2 separate regions of the Homo sapiens genome follow, and region 1 is linked to region 2. Evidence: read pairs that join two places in POLR2A ChIA-PET (ENCODE). Cell type or tissue: Caco-2. All regions are shown on one strand.

Region 1 (2,500 bases), 84 kb after region 2:
CTTATTTTTGGAACACTGTTATGAATACTTTATCATATATATGGAATCTAATGAAGGATGAGGTGAGGTTTTAGAGCTAAAGATAGTTTAATCCAGCATGCTCCATAGAGCATCTGCAGAGGAGGAAACTGAGGCCCAGCATTGAGGAATGGCTTGCTCAAGGCTTTGGGACATCTGGGAGGATTCCTGGTTTCCTGCTCAAATGCATCTGCTTCATTCAGGAATTGACTACATCTTTTGGAATATGTTTTATCTGGCTGTTTTGAATGGGAACCCTGGGTTTTATGGCCCCGGTATCCTACTCCTCTGAGGGCTTTGTGATCTTTTTTCGCAGCTTGAATTGCTCCCTCCTATTTAATGCTCCTCCAATACCTTGTGCATTGTCCTCTTACAGACCTCAATGTCTCTGTCTTTCCTTCTCATTCATGACAAAGGCCATATTTTGCTCAGATCAGTATTCCAATGCATGGAAAAGATGAGAGTCATAAATGCCCACTTGCTAAATTTGTCGAATTCATATGTTTTTATAATGATGAGTAGTCAGAGGGAGAATTGGGCAGCAGGAGGGAGGATAGGGGCAAAGTATAATTATGTTACTTCATTTATTTTGGAAAAGACTTCCTGGTTGTATATACATTCCTAAGACCTTTCGCTGGGAGGAATGAGAATCAAAGTGCACATTAGTCAAGAACATGAACTTTGGAGTTAATCTGCCTGAGTTTGAATCCTAATTCTGTAATATACTAGCCATGCGACCCACCCAGAGCAAGTTATTTAATTTCTCTGTGTTCTTCCCAGGGAGAGGATCCAGAACTACTATTCAGGCGACTGGGATGTAGGCAGATGTTTATGTTAGCATGCATATAAATGCATGCGTATATGTAGACTTGCATATGTATATGTGGCTGTGCATTTATATGTAGGCTGGCACCTACAGTTCTCTTACATTTTCACTTCAAAGTTGCTTGGTGAGTTTGGTGACGTCGATCATTCATTCAATGAATAAACATGGAGTAAGCACCTAGAAGGTGGCAGACCCCATTAGGAGCTGAGGAAAGAGCCATGAATTAAACATGTTCCCTCACTTGAAGGTATGCAGTCTCTCACTAGTGAATAACTGTGATGCTGCATGTTAAGGACAGGGGCAGAGTCCTCTGGAAGCACAGAGGAAGGCGTGAGCAATTCTCTTGGAGAGTGGAGGGAGGCCATGACAGGCAGGGGGATTCTTGAGCTGTGTGATGAGGACAGGAGCTGTGGGTAGAGACAGAGCTGGGAGGATGTTTCAGGTAGAGAAGTGTGGGAAACAAAGATGAGGCTGATTGGAGACCAGGTGATTGGAGAATTTATTTGAATGTATGTGAGTTACTCTTTTCAATAGCTGTTAAGTTAAGACATAAATACTGAGTGTTTTGGACCTAACTCCCTAATAAAAGGATCAGGTTTTCCTTTTGGCCTACACTTGCCAGGAGAATATTACTGAGACACTAAGTGTGTAAGAAACTGAAAAAATGTGAGAAATTATAACCTAGACATTAACGTGAAGACACTTCCCAGGATTTTTTTGTTTGTTTGTTTGCCTTTGTTTTTTTCTGTATTGAAAGGCTTGTTATCAACTGTATTTACATGTAGTATCAAGATTGTAACAATATTATTTTTCATGAAGAAGGACAATCAGATGATCACAGTTGTGTGTATACATGCACACCAACACCCGCACACATACACACATGCACACATACACACACATAGGTAGGCACCTTCAGAGGGTAATTAACTTTGAGAAATGAAAATGATTAAAAATCAATTAAGATATCATTTCTAGAGAAATGAGGGGAATCAGGATCAGAAATTTCCAGGGAGGGATGATTTCCTCAGCAATGTGGCCTTCCCTTGAGGAAATGATTTCAAGCTCTCCTGGCCAGTGGGTGAGTTTTGCCGTCATGACGAATGTAGTGCATGCAGGAATCCCACATACCTGACACTTTTCCAGGGTTTCACACCTTTGTAATTTCATCACTTTTCCAATGAGTCCACGATGTTTCTCCAGAATGAGACTACATCATCCTCGCTTTGTGTTCAGTTCCATCCATTCTAATTCCTGCCAATATGTCCAAACTTCCTCCATCCAACAAGACCATCTTTCAGTGCTTTAAGACTCAACACACTGTCCTTCTCCCCACTTTTGTTTTCTGTCAAACATCTTCAAAGTTGCTGTCATCATTGTTGTCAAAAACTGGCTCTGGATCTGTCACTAAGTGACCTTCAAAAGCCTTAGACAGGGAAAGCATGGCTGATGAATAACATCAACAAAATCACCTCTTAGAACATATTTTCCTCTGCTTTTGGACTACTGCATGCCCTAGCTTGCTCACCTTATCTACCACTGTATTTATGGATCTGAAAGCTCAACTCTTTAATGGAAATCTTGATAAAAAATTCCACCTCTCATTCTACAGCATTTGTTGGTCCCAATCTAGTTGGTGTTGTGACCACAGTGTAT
Region 2 (2,500 bases):
GTAGCTTGAGTATGATTTCCAAAGGCTGCCTTTGGCCTCCCTGCTCTTCTGTGTGGATGCAGCTAATGACCTCAATGGCTAGCTAATGGCATCTTACTCTGCAGTGATGGCTGTTCTGAACACAGAGTGGGAGAATGGTGGTGGGTCAGGATGAGTGGAAAAGTAATAGTTTGATGATGGAAATGCAGACAACTCTTGGATTAAACTCAGTGCTCTGTTCCTTCTCCGTATGGATCATGACATGTTCTCTACTTCTGTAATTGAAAAAAAAAGTGAGAGCACAATTTGTATAATCACTGGTAGAGCATTAAGTTGTCTGGGCTGGCACAAAACAGTGGACAGAAGAGCCAACTGCTGACCTCAGTAACACATGCCTAACTCCTAGTGCAAGGTTTGGCTTGGTAATAGGATCTTGGTCATAATTACTCATGGATGTTCATGGTTATCTGGACTGGGACTCACCCTCCCTGTCCATGCAGGCAGTCAGACCCTGCTGAGAGATGTGCAATTCATAAAATCCTTCTATGTGTCTAAGTCCGTGGTTGCTATTAGTCTGCAAAACATGAGAATAAAAGGACTAATTAAAAAAATTTAAACCCTTCGACTTTTATTTCACTCTGTTCCTTATGAAATAGTTGTTTTCTCAGCTACATCGAGACACTCAACATAGTAATCTGCTTAGTTTTAAACAACGTCCAAATGTTTTCATGTTTATGTACTCCAGTCATTCTTGGCTTGCTTAATAAATTCTACAGATATTTACTGAGTACCTACTCTGTGCTAGACATAGTTCTAGGTAATGGGGACCAAGAAGACAAAGGTGAGAAGTTTCCCATTATTACAGGGCTTATGTTCTAGGGAGGGAGGAAAACAATAAGGGGATAAACAAATATACAATGCTAGGTGACAGGGTTAGGGGGTGGAGAAGGTGGGGCAGGGGGTATGGCTGTAGTTAGGTGATCAGGAATGATTTTCTGTTAGAACAGAGACCTGATTGAAGTGAAGGAGAAGGCCATGTGGCAACCTGAAAGAAGAGTTGTGGTGATGAGAATAGCCATCTTGGCCTACCCTCATGGAGAAAGGTGCAGAAATGTGCAATATAATTTGGTCCAGAGATCAGGTGAAATCTCTACTCTCTGGACCTCTTGATCAATGGAGGTCCTTGCTAAGAGTGGGAATCCCCATAAGCTAGTATTTCCATGGTTATCTTGGGCCCTGAGGTTCACCTCTGAAAGAGCACTTACTGATCCATGCCATATTAACCCAGGCATGGTCAGCTCCTTCCTTGATTGTCTATTCCCCTGCCTTACACGCATACAGAAGTAATAACTCTTTAGACTTCAACGATGGCTTGGCAATTAGGAATACCAAGATAGCACCTACATCTCAGCTTCACAGCTGCTTCAGAGTAAACATTAGGTAACCTCCTTGTTTGAAATGTCCTTGGGTCCCAGGACCTCTGGAGAAGCATCACTGGCCTGTTCCCCAGACAACACAACTCCCAACCTCCTGATATCTTGATGGCTCTTTGATTCCTTTCCCCCTTCCCTACCTCTCTTCCTTATCGCCTCTTTCATGGGTTGCTCTTGGAATCTCCAAATTCCTCTGGCTTTATTGTGTATTGGCTCTTTCCAGCTTCAGCTCCATCTTTGGCCAATATTTGTCTATCCAAACTTATCAACATGCTCAGCATAACATGAGCCTTTTGTTAAACAGCATACCACATTTTCTTTAGAAGGCAGTAGTGATTAGAGAGAGAAAAATGCCGAGAATGAAGCACCATATGTATAGATCTTATACGGATACTGGGACAATATGTTCTGCTGGGTTTGTCTAGTGGTTAAGTCTAGGGTTGCATCTTCAGGAAGGGAAAGGACTGGGTGCTATGGATAAGAATAGTATGAAGAAGAGACAGACCCTACAGAAAGAAATGGGAAAGTAGAAGGTGGACTTCAGACCAGAGACATTCCCTCTTCAGGCTTTGTTCTCTTGAGCTTAAGTATTCAGAATGTGTTCATGGGCTTCCATAAACAGAGATTTATGTTTCATCTGGGGAGTGCAGCCCTCTGACTATATGAGTTGATAACCTGGAGAGACTTTTAGGGGAAGAGGGCATGTACAGCCAAAGAACCAGGCTGGGCACAGTGGCTCATGCCTATAATCCCAGCACTTTGGGAGGCTGAGGTGGAAGGATCTCTTGAGCCCAGAAGTTTGAGACCAGCTGGGACAACATGGTGAGACTTCATCTCTACAAAAAAAAAAAAAAAAAAAAAGCCGGGTGTTGTGGCACACACCTGTAGTCCCAGCTGTTCAGGAGGTTGAGGTGGGAGGATCATTTAAGCCCAGGAGGTTGAGGCTACAGTGAGCTGAGATGGTGCCACTGCACTCCAGGCAATGTATCCATCAGTATTCCATAGGCATATTCTCTTTGACCTAGTGTTTTCACTTATGGAAATGTGACCTAAAGATACACTTTCATGTGACATATATACAAAGATTG

What was found. ChIA-PET counts read pairs that join two places held together with the same protein. Peaks named below come from ENCODE experiments on the same cell type or tissue, not always from the same donor. Only the 100,000 strongest peaks of a DNase experiment are listed, where the experiment ranks them.
Region 1: POLR2A ChIA-PET joins it to region 2 with 5 read pairs; 2 of 35 experiments call an interaction of 5 or more read pairs at or near these places.

The regions. Positions count from the first base shown.
Region 1 is chr20:40,392,040-40,394,539 of GRCh38, reverse strand. No RefSeq gene overlaps it. Among named protein-coding and RNA genes, the nearest start is that of MAFB, 300 kb to the left of the region's middle. In Caco-2, no CTCF peak of the experiment used is centred here; no DNase peak of the experiment used is centred here.
Region 2 is chr20:40,475,916-40,478,415 of GRCh38, reverse strand. No RefSeq gene overlaps it. Among named protein-coding and RNA genes, the nearest start is that of MAFB, 210 kb to the left of the region's middle. In Caco-2, no CTCF peak of the experiment used is centred here; a DNase peak (open chromatin) is centred at 1,526.